Linked DNA regions of Homo sapiens: region 2 is linked to region 1. The links are chromatin loops, found by intact Hi-C in ENCODE. Cell type or tissue: Caco-2. All regions are shown on one strand. Links, peaks and the distances in the headings refer to the core of each region. The heading gives the core; the rest is flanking DNA. Region 1 overlaps NEURL1 (neuralized E3 ubiquitin protein ligase 1). Region 2 overlaps NEURL1 (neuralized E3 ubiquitin protein ligase 1).

Region 1 (8,324 bases), core at 53-8,052:
ATATTCTTCTAATGGCTGTGTTATGTTCTGCTTTATGGAGTCCTATAACTTTCAATAAAAGTGATCACCATGTTCCATGAATTACCCCTGCAATTCATCCTTACGGCAGCCCGTGGAAGTGTTCCCGTTTTACAGATAAAGCTCAGCGGCGTTATGACAGCCGCCATGTGGCAGATCCAGGATTGAAAAAAAGGTCTGTCCAACTCCTAATGCCGCATTCTTCACTTCCAGACTCTCCTTGTTTATTGAAGCCTTTCTGCGTGAGTCAATCTCTCCAAATATGCCTGGTGCCACTGTAAGCCGCACCATGGACCGATCCCTTCCTTTGGGCCTTCTCCCTGAACCTCTCCAAGGGAGAATCTGTGCTGTCTCTTCAGGAACTGGGTTAAGGATGGCTGGGGTTCTCAGGTATGACAGCAAAGCTTGGGGGATTGGTCTGGTAGGGACAGCAGAGGCCAAAATTCAGTTCCAACTGAATGTAGACATGGTCACTAAACCTCCCTCTTTTCTTTCACCCTTTCACTGCCCCTTCCAGGAACTGTGTTGTCTGGCCCCCAGAAAGCTCTGGGTGTGGGCCCTTCCCCCCAAGCCTCCTGAAGCTCTGGAGAAGCCTCCTGGGGCCTGGCTGATTGGGGTTTCCTGGAATCGTGTTGGCGAGGAGGAGGGAGCCGGCCAGAAAATGTGATTATTCCAGGGAATTGACTCTGTGACAGTGATGGTGCATAGAGGCTGGGGGGCTGCAGAGAGGCAGAGGCAGAGGCCAGGAGGGCCTGTGCAGGGGGGAGGTAGGAGAGACAAATGGTGCAGAGTGGGGGAAAGCCAGTGGGCTGACCTGGACCCTGGGGAACAGTCCCTGCTCCCTCACCCCTCTGGGATTCCAGGCACTGACCCTTGGGAACTTCAGAGGGTGGGAGACAGAGAGGGGAAGGGGCAGTAACAGCAGGGAGAAGAGGAATCAGGTCGCTCAGAGATGTCCAGCCAGAGCCTCCAGGAACACAGCTGTCACAGGGCCCACACCACCCCCTCAGGACAATCAGTCCAGAGCTCCTGGGGCTGGGCAGACCCTCAGAACAGAGCTCTTAATGGGGCTGGATGCAAGCTATCCTGGTCTCTCTGCCCCTTCAGGAGTCCCCTTCTACTTAAACATGCACACTACCAGGTGCTCACTAACTTCCAGGCAACCTGTTCCATTGTGGAGTTAATCTGTCTTTAAAGAGTATTTCCTTCTTTTAAACCAAAATCTACCTCCCTGTATTTAACCCACTACCTCCTGAGCTGCCTATCAGCCCAGTACTGAAGACAATTCTCAGGGAATACTCAGAGTCCCCACACACCTTCCCACCTCTTAGATAATGAACAAAACCAGACTCAGTACTCTAGATGTGCACCAACCAGCTCAAGGCATAGTGTGGCCATCACCTCCCTTGGTATATATGCTATACTTCTAATAATGCAACCTAAAAGTACATTAGGTTTTTTTCAGTAACCAACATTCATATACTAGTAGGCAGGACAGGAGCACAGTTAAGTGCAATGAATTTGAAGTCATCAGTCTAGGTTCAAATCCTGGCCCTGCCATTTCCTGTATGACAGGGCTATATGACTGGACAAATAGCTGAACTTCTTGGGGCCTCTTCAGCAGTGAAATCAGCATCTACTGATTTACATAAAATCTGTATCTAATACTCCCCTTAGAAGAGACGCTGTGAGGATGAAAAGGAGTAAGGTACACAGGGCACCTAATAGGAGACCTGGCACAGTCATTAGGTTAATATAAGCCGTTGTTATTGGCATGTGAAATGCCACATGATTCAGAAGAAAGTGCATGGGCTTTGGGGTGATCCAGGTCTGGATCAGGCCTAGGTTTAAATGTCTGATCCAGCACTTGGCTGGTGGCTTTTGGGTAAGCAACCTTCCTCCCAGCCTCAAATTTCTCACCTAGAGAATAGGGGTAATAATACCTGCCCTGAGTTGTTGTTGGAAAGATCCGAGGTAAAGTGGGACCACCCCCAGCACCCAGAAGCTACCCGATAACTTCAGATATTAGTATTTGCTTGGCTTGAGCACAGTCTCAACTAAAAGTCAGGTACACCTGTCCTCAGACCATGGGCTTTTTGAACCTTAATGCAGGATTTCACATCAGTCATGATGGGTACCCAGGAAATACTCATTGAATGAAATCACCAAAGACCAAGAAGCAGCAGCTAAAATGTAGAGGTGAGAGGATAAAGAAGAAAGAAAGGAGAAACAGTGGAGGATGTACAAAGAGAAGGGGGTAGGAAGAGGATCCCTTTAGCCTTGCTTGAAATCTTGCTAGAGTTGGGAGGGGAGGGACAAAAGCTGCTGGGAAACAGCTAAAAACGGAACGAATCCCTAGGGCCAGTGCCCAGCCCAAGTCTGTCTTCTCTCCCTCTCCACCCCTCAGGGTCAGGAGCAGCTGCAGGCAGCCAGCAGCTCCAAAATAACCATCCCATCAGTGAGCCCAGCTGTGTCGAAGCCCTGAAATAGATGAAACTCGAGACACAGGAGCTGGTTAGAACACCCTCCGCAGAAGGGACGGCAAAGGTCACAGTTGAGTGAGCTGATACCAAGTTAGAGGTCAGGGCAGTGTTTGGGGCCCCAAGCCATGGGAGAACACCATGGGACCAACCTCGGCCCAAGACTGCACCACTTGATGGGTAAGGCTTAGAAAAACCAGATGGGCAACCTCTCACCCCAAGCAGTGGGGTGGCCCCACATTCGGAAGCAACAAGTTACATAATCGGTGCCGGGACACGTGCCCACCTGCTTTGGAGGTGTTTATGATGGGAACAGAGATGGCACAAGGCCATGAGGAGAAGCCGCTAAGCTGACTACCCTTGCATGTCCCATCATTCAGGAAAGAACCTGTCAGTCTTCAGCTCTTGCCTGTTCTGGTGCCCGGCAGTGGCTCTACCAACACCCTGGGCCAGAGCAAAAATAAGCAGACCCTGCCAGGGCAGGGAGGTCCCGGCCATGTGTTTCCCCTCCTCTAGGTGGTGCTGGGGGCCCTACTCACTGACCTACTGTGTGCCCAGCCCTGGGCAGGGAGTCTGGGAGAGGGAGGAGCCAGGAACTGGGCCCTGGGAGCCAAGAGTCAGTGGAAGGGGCAAGGCTTAAAGGCAGGACATGTTTTTTTTATTATTATTATTTTTTGATACGGGGTCTCGCTCTGTTCCCCAGGCTGGAGTGCAGTGGCACGATCTAGGCTCACTCACTGCATCCTCTGCCTCCCAGGTTCAAGCGATTCTTGTGCCTCAGCCTCCAAAGTGGCTGGGACTACAGGTGCACACCACCACGCCTGGCTAATTTTTGTATTTTTTGTAGAGACAGGGTTTCACTAGGTTTCCCAGGCTGGTTTCGAACTCCTCAGCTCAAGTGATCTGCTGGCCTCAGCCTCCCAAAGTGCTGAGATTACAGGTGTGAGCCACCATGCCTGCCCCGAAGTCAGGAAAATATTTGAATACAATTCAGTTACCAGAGTCTTAGTATCTAGGATTAGACAGGACTTTCGAGGAACTAAGGTACTAGGAAATCCATTTATCCCTGCCAATCTCTCAGCTAGAGGCTAGAATGGCCCTAGGGTCAGGAAGTTTACCATCTCCCAAGGCTACCTATTCCCCACCTTGGAATAACCATGACTTAGAAAAACTCTCCTGGTGGGAATCCATATGTATCCCAGATACCCTCCTTGGGGCTCCCTCTGAGTCTTCTCTCCTTTACAGTAAATAACCCCTTTAGGATCAAGATCCCCAACTAAGGCTGAAGTCCCCTTCCTGTTTCAGAGTGGGCTAGGGAAGGTATTCTGGACGACACAGGAGTTGACCTGAGCTGAAACACAGGAGGGTTTGGGTTGACAGGTGAGAAAACTGTTAGCAAACACCTGGTGAAGAGCAGGAGTGGGAGCGGGAGGAGACAGACTGAGGAGGGCCCCAGGGCTTGCTGTTGCCCAGAAAGCCACCCGGCCCTGCCATACGCTGCCAGCAGTGCAGGGTAACCAAGGCAGGACCTGGGCGTGGGGGACCTCAGGGCAGGCCGGGGCCTCCTTTGAGGCAGAGCTTGCCGTCAGCCTGAGAGTCCCATTTGTTGACGTTCTCACATCCGGAGCACTGGCTAATCTGTAACCACAGGTCAGCCTGCAGCCGCCTGGCTTGCTAGCAGGTATCTGCTGGCCCCTGTTTGGGAGGCGCTGCCAGCCCTTTACTGTCTCCACAAACATCCTCCTGCTGGTCCGCATCTGGCACGGGGCATGGGAGGGAGCCGGGAAGTGCGGGTGCCTGGCTTAGACAGGCAAGGGGGTTCTCCACCCCTCCCAGCACCCACCTCCACCCTCTCCCTTTAAACCCAACCATGGGAAATTTAGGAGAAACAAACATGCTTTCTGGGGCTCACAGAGGGAAGGGCAGAACATCCTAAAATCACTCACAGTCACAGACTTTAAGATTCAGAGAATCTTCAAGCCACGGGATCTCATAGATTTATAGAATCATCTGGTCTAGTGGGTCTCAAACTTTTTTAAAAAGCAGTGGAATCCTTTTGTCCAACAGAACCCCAAGTTCTGGCTGAAGTCTAGGAGGTGGACCTAGCACCTATCCCCTCACCCTCTCTCTGGCCTTCTCTGCAGCCTCCAAGACACCTCTGTGGAACCCCAGTGTTCCAAGGAACCCAGCTGGAGAAGCACAGATCTTGTTCCAAGGAGCAATTTCGATTGCATGGTTTTCCTTTCAGCCCGATACAGAGACCTGGGTTCAAGGCTCCCTCTTCTAGTTGAAGAGCTGGTTTGAGGGGTTGGCTTTTTTGGCCGTGGAGGGCGGTGTCTTTAAATTAGGTATTCCTTTTTAACCTAAAGACAAAAGCCCTTCTCATTTGTGTAAATGCCTTTCCACATCTGTGAGGTAAGTGGGGTGTGTATAATTATGCCCAAATAATGAGGAGGCTGAAGCACAGAGAAGCTGAGAACTGCCCAGAGCTAATGAGTGGCCAAGTCAAGCCTTGATTCAGTGGGTCTCCTGCATCTTAAATGAAGGCATTGTCCCCAATACTGCAAGGCCCGAGCTCCTCCCTCCACATACACCCCACCCTGAGCCCCACCACTCTCTCCAAGGCCCCAGTACAATCTCTTGGGCCCAAGAGATGCTAGGGGCAAACATGAGATTGCCTTTCTTGTAAGTTAAAAACAGTCCAATACTGGTGATTACATATGGTTCAACTTGATATATATTCATTGTGGTAGAAAACTAGAGTGCACAGGAATAACTGAACCAGACAAAGCCCTCGGGAGCCTCCGGGGAACTATAAGGCAGGCAGACCGACCTTCCCCACTGAATCTGGCATCCTGGGCGCTGCACTGCCCCTCTTCCTTGTACCAGCACTGCTGGGGCCCTGGTGGCCTATCTGTGCCCAACATGTGCAGTTGATCCTTGATGCCTTGAGCTCTTGTAAGCTCGACTCTGGAAGGCACAGGAGGGCCACTGTCCCCGCTCTTGTCGGGTATCCAGACCTAATAGGGAGATCAGATGGACTCACATCTAGAGAAGCTGGAAGGTAATGTAGCCCAAGCTCCTGGGTTCAAATCCCAGCTCCACCAACTGCCAGCTGTGTGACCTTGGGCAGGTTATCAGACCTCTCTCAGCCTCTGTTCCTTATCTACAAAATGGGCACAATAATACCTTCCTTTATATACAAAGAGGATATATGCTGGATCTTTAAAGAGCAGGACAATACATGACTCAAAGCTGCTTATACCACTTAGGTCTCCAAGTGCTTCCGATGGTCAGGAGGAGGAAGGGTCATTTTGAATGAGGGAGGTCTGGGAAAGCTTCCTAATGGAGGGGAGGGTTTGGTGTGGGGCACTGATATAGCTGGCAGAATTTGGGGTAAGCAGAAAGGAAGCACCAGAAAACCCTCTGAAGCAGAAGGAAAAGCAAGATTTTTTTCTTAATCAAAAAGAAATGAAAATCATCAAAGAGGAAGAAATCATGATCGGCAGCCTCAGCTGTTTCCCCCAGCCCAACAGCTGGCTCAGGCTCCTTAAACTAATATTTGCCTCTTGGCCCCTAGCAGCCACAGCTGAGGGTAAATATTGGTTTAGCCTGGGAAGCAGAAGGCCCAGATGGCAGTGTGGTCCTCGGCTGGGGATCACTCATGCTCAGCACCTCCAAGCTGAGGCACACCCTGGATAGGGGACCTGACCTAGGCCCCTATCTCCAGGGGGCCTGGAGAACCCACCCAGCAGCACATGACCCTTGGAAGCCCATCCTGAGAGTCTCCATACAGCTCTCTCCTCAGTAGGCAGGCGTGGGTCTTTTACCAAGACCTGGGAACCTGTGCATGGCAAGGGATGGAATAGAATGCATAAGCCCTCGGGAGCCCCCACCTCATCCCCTCCTAGAACCCTCCCGGACCCAGCCCCACCATTTAGATGTGTTGATAGCCTCCTCCCTCTGACCTTACTCCCAGATCAGCCTGAGAGATCTGGGTTCCAGGCCTGGCCTGGCTGATGAGCAGCTGGGAGAGTTTGGGCAGGCCTCTCCCCATCTCTGGGTCTCATACTTCTCCACTGTCAACCAGCCAGTCCCTCTTACTGAACAACTTGACAGCACAAAAGCTGCTGGAAGCTTTCAGCTCTCATGGCTCTCTCCCCTGTGATGCATACACATACCCACACCTGTGCACACCCCTCACCTCCACAAGTCACCCACTACCTTTCTACCTCATTCCTTCCCCTCCTGGATCTGCTCCCCTACTGACCGCCAATTCCCCACCTCTGCACCTGTGGACACCCCCCTGTCTGACCTAAATTGTTCCTCAACCAATCCATTCTTTTCACCTCACTTAGTTCCTGACTTAAAACTTGTCTCCTACAGGAAGTCCTCCTGGATTGCTCTCTAGCTGCACTCCCCTCCCACACATACACACAGTTTTACTCTTCAGGTCACACTTGATTGCAGAATTGAACTTGGGCCACCTTGCATCAGTTATATGATGTGTCCCCCAGGGAAAACATTATTCCAGGAGAGGGGCTGGGTTTTTGATTCTTCTGTCTCCCACCTGCCCCCGCTTAGTGCCTAGGCAGTGGTAGGCACCAAGGGATGCTCTGGAGCACCCTGTAAGTGGGCTCTTGGCCCGCCAGCCAAGTCCTGCTGGGACTCACAGCTGCTCTTCCTGAATTGACATTTCTGAGAGGAGCAAGGAGACCTTGAGATACTGGGATAGGAGCTTCTTTTTCCATGTATTAATCACCCCATAAAACCTGTGTTTATTTAGTTGCTGGCGGGTCCTTCTCCCTGGAGGAAGGAAGCTGTTATTCTTGACGATACCAGCCTGGGCTTGGGCCAGGGCGCCCCAAAGAAAGAGGTGATCTGCAGAACTCCAGCATAACAGGGAGGAGGGCCTGCTGGGGCTGTGGCATGGGCACCATAACAGGGAGGAGGGCCTGCTGGGGCCATGGCATGGGCACCATTGTGGGCTTGGATTCTGGCCAGGGCAGGGAGGACCGTCCACTGGGGAGAGACACCAGCCCCTGCCTCCACTCTGTCTGGGGACACAACCCATCCATGGCCTGACCTGCTTACCTACTATGTGCCAGCTACCCTGGGAAGCCTCTGGTCTAAGGAACAAACACAGAGCAGGTAAGATTGGGAGGGCTTTGACCACAGGCTTCAGACAAAGGGGGCAGGGGCAGGCCTGGCAGAAAATCCCCAAAGATCAGACATTGGTTTGGGGGACAGTCACCCCAGGAAAGACTGGCCCAGCCTCAGAGCCACCAAGATGGACAGCGACTTTCTTCAGAAGAGAGACAGCAGCGGGGAGAAGGACACCAAGACCAGGGAAAGCAAGAAGGGTGAGAGGATCTAGGTCAAGGGAGAGAGAAAAGCCCAGAAAGATACAGGTGCAGTAAAGGTGCAGGTGATGGAGAGAGGGAGGGGCGGGAAGTGGGGCGGAGAGGAAAGAGAAGGCAGGGAAGGAAGCTGATCCTGAGGCTACCTGGGGTAGAGGGGAGTATCTCAGAGGACAGGCAGTGAACGAAGGTGGAGAGATCACGCCCACCTCAGGAGATCTCTGGATGAATCTCTGTGTCTCCCTCTCTCTCTTTACCAAAAAAAAAAAAAATTCAGGAAGAATAAATGAAGGGATATCTCAATCTGCCAATTGAATTTAGGGGCCATAATCAGTGTTTGAAAATACCCAGGGATTATGGTGATTTACGGCTGGGACGGAATCCGCTGGGGCCTTAGCCTTATCGGGTGTGCAGAGAGGAGCCTGTCAGGAACTCCAAATGCAACTGAAAACACTGCGTGCAAACC
Region 2 (8,324 bases), core at 153-8,152, 66 kb after region 1:
AAAGTAAATAAATCAGGAAGTGTAAGTCCTCCAGGTTTTTCTTTCTTCCAGAATCGTACTGGTTATTCCAGGTCCCCTGAGGAGGAATCTACATTTTTCCAAGCTCTCCAGGCAATTCGTAGGCCCTTAGAGAACCACTGCACTGTGCCATATCATACCTCTAAACTCTGCTCCCTTGGCCTCTCTGGCCCTCTGACCTTTCCTGATTCTCCTTGTACCTCTCCCACACCTTCTTCATGGTTTCATTCTGTCCACCCTGTGATATTTCAACCACTCTCATGGTTTAAGTGACACCCACTGCTGACAACTCATTGTGGCCCTGATCTCTCTTCTGAGATTCAAGCTCACACATGGAGTTGCCAACCCAGCGTCTCCCCCAGGATATCTCAGGGCTCTTCTGACACACCCTGGCCAAAACTCAACCTATCATCTTTCCCTCCAACCCCCGCCTTCTGCTTGGGGTCCTGATGGGATCACCATTCTCCCAGTCACCTGAAAACCTGGCACCAGGAATAATCTTGGATTATTCCCTCACTCTCACCGCCTGCATCATTCAGTTATCAGTGCTGCCAAACACAACCTTTTATTTTTTTCTTTTCTTTTTTTTTTTTTTTTTGAGATGGGGTCTCACTCTATCACCCAGGCTGGAGTGCAGTCGTGCAGTCTCAGCTCACTGCAACCTTCACCTCCCAGGCTCAAATGATCCTCCCACCTCAGCCTCCCAAGTAGCTGGGACTACAGGCGCACACCACCACACTCGGCTAATTTTTTATATTTTTGTAGAAATGGTGTTTTGCAATGTTGCTCAGGCTGGTCTCAAACTCCTGGACTCAAGTGATCCACCTGCCTTGGCCTCCCAAAGTGCTGGGATTACAGGCATGAGCCACCGCACTCGGCCAAAGCACACCTCTTAAATATGTTTCAAACGTGTTCCTTCCTCTCTTGGACCACATCTGTAGTTCAGGCTTCAGCATCCCTCCCCTAGACAACTTCACTTCCTTCATAAGTGGTCTTCCAACTTGTCCCTCTTAACTCCATCCTCCACAGGGTAGCCAGCACGATCTTTCCAAAAAGCAAATCTAAAACTTTCAATAGCTCCTACTGCCCAGAGACACCTAGGGTCTGTGTGGACACTAGTTCATTCGTCATCTGGTTTCACTTTCATGGCTGAGCTAAATGTTTCACTAGGTGGTGATTTGTTCTTGGCAACAAGATGATCTTTTGCAAATGAGAGTCTCACTGACCTTGCAGAAGTGAAAGTTTACTATACCTTTATAAACAGCCTTGGCTAATGTACTAGCATGACTGCTAAAAGAGCAGTGACTGGAATTTTCATAGTAAACAATGCAGCATCTCCTACCCTAATTTCCCCAGCACCAGGGGCCTTCTAGTTAGGATTCCCCAGGCCCACACTTTCTAACATCTCTCTTTCCTTTTCCAGTCCCACACTGGTCAGTTACAGCCTCCTACGTCCCAGCTGTGCGTTTCCTGTGAAAAGAATAAGTGAGTAAATGAGAAGTTATTTTAAAGGATGTGAAGTGGGGAACTTCCTCTGGAAAGAATATCTAAACACACACTTGATGTTTCTTTTTTTTTTTTTTTTTTTTTTTTTTTTTGAGACAGAGTCTTGCTCTGTCGCCCAGACTGGAGTACGGCGGCGTGATCTCAGCTCACTGCAACCTCCGCCTCCCAGGCTCAAGCGATTCTCCTGCCTCAGCCTCCCGAATAGCTGGGATTACAGGTGCCCATCACCACACCTGGCTAATTTTTGTATTTTTAGTACAGACAGAGTTTCACCATGTTGGCCAGGCCAGTCTCAAACTCCTGACCTCAGGTGATCCACCTGCCTCGGCCTCCCAAAGTACTGGGATTACAGCCATGAGCCACCTGCCCAGCCTGATGTTTCTTGAGTAGACTGAGATAGAACTAAGGCCACAGGGTGGTGAGGTGGATGGGGAGAGGGGGCTGTCCAGAGAGAGCCCCAAGGCTGGCCTGAGGCACCTAGAGTTGAGCACACCCCTGTCGGTGGCCCTGGGCATGCATGCTTCCTGCCCCACTCCCTATCCTACGTATGGGGCCCTTAGGGTCCCTGGGTTTTGAAGTAGCTGCCCCAAATTAATAGCCTAGTTAATAAGTGTCAGAGTCAAGGTTTGAACCCAAGATCTGCCTGTCAATCTCACTCCCTTGCCACAGTGCCAGGGGCTACTCCCTCTGTTCTCCACCAGCCCTGCCCTCTCTGCAGGGCTGGGGGTCTGAGCAGGAGGACTTCCCCAGACAAACTTTTGGGTCTGAGGGGCCAGACCCTGCAGACTCAGGAGTCTAGAGTGAAGAGAAGCCCAGGGGCAGATGGCCCAGGCTGGGGCAGGAGGGGTCAGAGAGCAGAGGCCTCAAGGAGAGTCCACACTCCACTTGACAAGGAAAGGAGCCTGGGCACAGAGAGGGATAGTAACCAGCCCGGGGACGCGGTCCATGGCAGGTAAGAAACACTCCCTTTGGAAGGCCGAGGTGGGCAGATCACAAGGTCAAGAGATCGAGACCATCCTGACCAACATGGTGAAACCCCATCTCTACTAAAAATACAAAAAAAATTAGCTGGGCTTGGTGGCGCATGCTGTAGTCCCAGCTACTTGGGAGGCTGAGGTAGGAGAATTGCTTGAACCCCAGGAGGCGGAGGTTGCAGTGAGCCAAGATCGTGCCACTACACTCCAGCAAGACTCTGTCTCAAAAAAAAGAAAAAAAAAGAAAAAGAAACATCCCCAACTCAGTTCATCCAGGAGACCTCCTGGGAGAGGTGCAAAAAGAAAGAGAAAAAGTAAAAAGACTGAGCCTCTGGGACAGATGGGGGAAACCAAGGCTAAAGTCACACTGACAACAGCGGGGTCAGGGCCGGATCCAGCTCCCCCAGCCTCTTGGACACCTCTCCCTCTCCTCTCACCTCCCCTTCCTCCTCTCCCACAGCCCTCCCCCGGCCTCACTGCCCCAGGCCTCACACTAGCCTGCCCCAGAGGCCTTGGGGGATTCCCAAGCTGCAGACCACTCCAGCCAGATTCATCCGCACCCCTGTCCTCCCACCCCCCACCCTCACCAGCTCCTAGGCCAGAGGCACCCTGGCCCCACAGTATAGAGGTCTGAGAACCAGAGGACCAGGGGCCCTGGGTTCTAGACCTCCACCTGCTTCAACTTGCCCTGTGAGTCTGGGTAGGTCCCTGCTCCTCTGTGAGCCTCAGTTTCTCCTCTGTGAACTGACAGAGTTGGACATGACCCCAGACACTCTCCATTCCTGAGGCACTAGGCGTGGCTCGCGGCTGTCCGCAGTCTGTGAACCTGGCAGGGGCTGAGGTATCCCAGGGCTAGCCTCTGTGGCACAGGCACCTCAGTGAGCCTTGGAGAGGCCACTCAGGCCACACCCTGGGGCAGGGCCCAGTGGGGCCTCCCCAAAGCCCCCAATACCTCCCAGTGAAAAACAATGAATTTCATTCCAAATAAGGGAACTACAGCAAAGTTCCCTGCCACGGCCCAGTTCCGGCTGGTTTATGTTAGCTGGACAAGACTAAACAGACCTTCACATTCCCAGTAGTAAGCACTAAAAATGAAAATGTGCCTGCTTGTCTCTGGAGCACTGGGGCAAGGGAGAGGCCAGTGCTCCCCTGAGGCCTCCCGAGAGGCTCAGCAGACCTGGGGGCTGCCAGGGAGGGCTGCTGGGGAGCGAGCAAGACTTCAGCAGGCAGCAAAGCCGGGTGGGCACCGGGTGATGGTGGCCATGGTGGCCTGGGGGGGTGTCAATGGAGAGGGGCAGGGGGTCCTTTATGTCGTAGAGGTGGGAATGTGACAGGGAACCAGAAATGAGAAGGTAGAGGGAGAGAGAAAGACGGGGAAGGAGTGAGGCAGCCAGAGACGAGAAGACCCTAGGGGCCCCCACCACCTGCCTTGACTGGGAGGCCAGGAGGGAGGGAAGAGGGGAGAGAAGGGACCCAGCCACTTCCTGGACAACACAGCACCTTGTTCCCAGTCCCCCTCCTGCCTCCCTCAGTGTGGACACAACTAGCTTAAGATAAGAATTTAATTATTTACAAAACAGAGACACCTGAAGCCCTCCCCTTTCCCACACAAGCCTCCCTCCACACATACCTGCCCTTGAGCCCAGCCCAACCCTGCGGGCGCTGGGGAAACTGCCGAGCAGCACAGCTCCCGTCCTTTTTATGTTTGTTTGGTAGAGATGGGGTTTCTCCATGTCACCCAGGCTGGTCTTGAACTCCTGGGCTCAAGCAATCCACCCACTTCAGCCTTCCAAAGTGCTGGGATTCCAAGCATGAACCACCTCACCCAGCCAGTTCCCATCTTAGAAATGACTAAACTACTTGGAGGGACAGAGAAGTGCCCTGCCCAAGGTCACCTATCTGTGGCTGGCAGAGCCAGGACCAATGGTCCCCACAGCTTTTGAGTCCTGTGGGTTGGCTGCACAGCCTCAGGCCACACTGTCACTGGTCAGCCTTGCCTCATGGCTACACATAGGTGGCTCCATCTCCTCCATCAGCTCCTTGCCCACTCCCAAGAGAAAGCCCCTCTCTGTCCATCTAAACTTCTCCACCATTCTTCAAAGCAAACCCCTTCTCCTGGAAGTTCTCCCTGATTCCATTCAGCCTAACTGACCACTCTCTCCTCTGACTTCTGACCTCCCTCTGCCCAAGTGATCAGCAGCACAAGTTCTATAAGGGCAGAACCATGTCTGTCTCCAGAGCCTGGCACAAGGCCTGACACCTAAAGAGCACCCAAAGAACATCTGTGCCATCAATGAATGAATGAATGAATGAAGCAATGGTTCCATCTTGCTCTTGTCTGGGCTCCAGAGCCTGGTATTCAGAAAATGTCATTTCAGCAGAGAACTAACTGGATGTGGCTGCGGCAGCCCTGAAGAGCCCATAGAAGAAAAGTTTGAATTCCCCAGAATCAGCCCATTCTTGCATTAATTTCAAAACATAGTTGAGTGCCTACTGTGTGTGCCAGGCACTGGTGGTGGTGATACAGCAGTAAGCAAGAGAGACAGTAAAAAATACAGACAAGCAAACAGGCCTGGCAGCTAGTGTGATCAGTGCGAGGATGGTGAAGCCCAGGGCAGCCAGAGAGGGACAGCAGAAGCCATCTAACCCACCCGGTGGTCAGGGAAAGCTTCCTAGAGTAGGCGAAGCTAAGCCAAGACCTGAAGGATGAGCCCAACGATGGCAACCATAGCTAATATTTATTATGCTTTTATTACTAGTCAAGCATTACCTCAAATAAGGAATTAGGACATGGAGAAGTTAAGCTTTGAGGCCCAGGGAGCCAAGACAAAGTCCAATTCCAGAGTCTATGCCTTGGCTACAGTGCATTCTATCCTGCCTACCTTTCCTCTTCCCTCCTTGCACCCCAGGTCCCCTCAGATGCTGCTGGAGAATTCCAGAGGCCTGCTGGGCTGCACCAGCGTCAGCATGTGGGTTGGGTTTCCATAGCCCAGTGGGACCCCCAGGCCTCTCAGCCTCTCAGGTTCCATGGCCAGGCCAAGAGAGGGGGCCTGGGGGTCCCTGCAGACCCAGAGCTCCCCCTGTGTCCCTGGGACAGACTGGCTGGTGGAGAAAGTTCCCCCTCTTCTCAAGTGCCTGAGTTTCCTGCACTTCAGGGAAAGGACTCTATCCCAAAGATGTCCTTTCAGAGCACAGAAGAGATTGCCCTAGACCTGGAAAGCATGTCCCCCACTCACTCCTATCCTGTCGCCTGTTTTGGTAAAACAAAGGAGGGCCTCTGAGATGGGGAAGTCCACCTGCAGCAGGGTGGATGCGGGCTAAGAGGCCAAGTCAGGAGCCCCCCCATTCAAGGCCCACTGGCAATGGTGTGACCTGGGCAGTGGAAATGGGAAACAGCGGCGGGGGGTGGCCTGGAAACATCCAGGAAATAAGGCCAAGACCGCCTGCCTGAGAAACTTCTAGGGGGGTCTTGAGCAACACCTGGGAAGGAAGAGGGCTTCCCAGAGCTCAAAGCCCAGGACAAATGGAATGGAACTTTTTCTTCCCAGCAACTTTAGCTCTCCAAGAGAAGGATCCACATTGGAGGTAGCAAGAGAGAAACAGAGGAGGGGTGTGGGTGGCAGTCCTATATAGACACAGATGTTTCTCAGGCAGGGGTCAGCCCAGCCAGGGGTGAAGAACAGCCCCTCTGGGTCTCAGCCCCTCAGCACAGCACAAGGGAGACAGCTGGGCCCCTTCAGAACCTGGCTTGCCACATGTCTTTGCCCACTGCCTGGCCTAGGTAAGAGCTGGCCTACAAGGAGGGGGGCTGTTGGCCCAACCTGGCCCATCTCCCGCCCCACAGAGCCACATGCCAAGCCCCAGGGACCCAGATTTAACATGTCCCACTCGATGTGTGCTCACTCTCCCCAGGGGCCGCTCAGCACACGTTAAGATCCAATTGGCACTAATTGGACCAAGCTGGCAGTGCCCAGGGCAGCCTGAGTCCTGTCACCATGGATTTGACTCACCAAGCAAAGCAGTGGCCGTGGGTGTCTACGGAGCCCACCATTAGTGTCATTTTGGGAAGCTCAAGTGAACATGGATGGTGCTTTGTGAGTCAACATCACTGTCCGGCCAAAGCTTGCAGCCAGAGACCTAGAGCTTATAAGTGACTTACCCACAAACAGTCTTACACCAAGGCCAGGGCTGGAGCCTGGGCCTCCCAGGTGTCAGCTCAGAGGTTGCTCTACCGGCCCCTTCATCTGCTGATGGCCCCAGGAAGTCTCCTCTAGAAGAGGAAGGAGGTTCTAGCTCTTCCCTTCCTCCCAGGGTACAAGACCTCCACCCTGATCATCAAACCCCACCCAGGGAGAGAATCTCAACCCAATTCCAGAATACTGAGCTCCAAAATGGACTCTTGACCACAAGACTGAAACACAATCACAAATCCTGGACCCTGAAACGGAAACCTGCCCTCCAGGAATGGAACCCTCATCCTCAACCTGGAACCCATACTCCCAAATGGGAGCCTCAAGATCAGCCCAAAATCTTGCCTGCAGAAATAGCACCTTCACCCCAAAATACCACCTCATGCCTCAGGAACTGAGAACCTTAGCACCAGACAGAAAACCTCCACTTTCAGAAAAAGTCCTGAATCTTGGGGAGGGAGCTCTCTCTTCAAAAGCCGATCTGGCCTCTTCTTATACAGAAATGAGCCGCACAATGACATTTCGTTCAATGACAGATCACATATAAGACAGTGATCCCATAAGATTATGACGGAGCTGAAAAATTCCTATCACCCAGTGATGTCGTAGCCATGATAACATCATCGTGCAATGCATTATGTTACCTTTTCTATGGTTAGGTGCATAAATACTTACCCTTGTGTTACCACTGCCTGCGGTATCTAGCACAGTAATGCTATATAGGTTTGTAGCCAAGGAACAATAGGCCACAACACATAGCCTAGATGTGCAGGAGGCTACACCATCTAGGTTTGTGTAAGTGCACTCTGTGCTGTTCCCCTATGACGAAATCGCCTAACAACACAATTCTCAGAATGTGTCCCCATTGTTAAGCCACACACAACTGTATTTGGTTTCTTTCTCTTTTTTTTTTTTTTTTTTGAGACAGAGTCTTGCTCTGTCACCCAGGCTGCTGGAGTGCAGTGGTGCGATCTTGGCTCACTGCAGCCTCTGCCTCCTGGGTTCAAGTGATTCTCCTGCCTCAGCCTCCTGAGTAGCTGGGACTAACAGGTGTGCGCCACCACACCCAGCTAATTGTTTTGTATTTTTAATAGAGATGGGCTTTCGCCATGTTGGCCGGGCTGGTCTCGAACTCCTGACCTCAGGTGATCCACCCGCCTCAGCCTCGTGCTAAGGAGGTGAAGCTAAGCCAAAGCCACCCAAAGTGCTGGGATTACAGACATGAGCCACCGCACCTGACCCTGTATTTGGTTTCTTTAACACAACCTCAACTTGGGGGATCAGATGAGGAAACCCAAGATCCCTAAAACAGCTTCTTTCACATTTTGCTGTGAAGGAGGCAGGACTCCCTCATGCACACAGAGCCCTAGTTTCCTGGCGGGCTGCCCTCTGAGGCCGAAACTTTCATGTGAGTGGCATTCTGCTCCCTCATGACCTATCCCAACCGCTTCCTCCAACCCCTGGGCCCACATCAGGGTCTGCATGTCTGGCTGGTCTCCTCAGTCCCACAGATCTGCAAACGCCAGCCTCAGAAAGGGAAAACCCCTTCTGCCCCTCTCAGGCACTGGCTAAGCCCTCTCAGCCCTCCAAAGAGGGGGTTTCCTGCATGGGACTTGCGGAGGGGTGGGTGAGAAAG

Evidence for each region. A loop is a pair of places that touch in the nucleus more often than their neighbours do. Peaks named below come from ENCODE experiments on the same cell type or tissue, not always from the same donor. Only the 100,000 strongest peaks of a DNase experiment are listed, where the experiment ranks them.
Region 2: a loop joins it to region 1, with 2.2 times the contacts of the local background. A loop is called at or near these places in 7 of 110 quality-filtered maps.

The regions. Positions count from the first base shown.
Region 1 is chr10:103,574,796-103,583,119 of GRCh38, reverse strand. All of the region lies in intron 3 of NEURL1 (neuralized E3 ubiquitin protein ligase 1), which reads right to left. It overlaps LOC124902496 (a long non-coding RNA gene), which reads left to right. Exons shown (of 3, transcript XR_007062277.1): 1 at 1-408; 2 at 536-681; 3 at 2,131-3,149. Among named protein-coding and RNA genes, the nearest start is that of NEURL1-AS1, 62 kb to the right of the region's middle. In Caco-2, for the core only: no CTCF peak of the experiment used is centred there; DNase peaks (open chromatin) are centred at 4,139 and 6,107.
Region 2 is chr10:103,508,520-103,516,843 of GRCh38, reverse strand. The region is part of intron 1 of NEURL1 (neuralized E3 ubiquitin protein ligase 1); the gene reads right to left. It overlaps NEURL1-AS1 (NEURL1 antisense RNA 1), which reads left to right. Exons shown (of 4, transcript NR_120675.1): 2 at 1,442-1,503. Among named protein-coding and RNA genes, the nearest start is that of NEURL1-AS1, 4.8 kb to the left of the region's middle. RefSeq lists enhancers at 1,070-1,229, 1,250-1,329. In Caco-2, for the core only: no CTCF peak of the experiment used is centred there; a DNase peak (open chromatin) is centred at 4,013.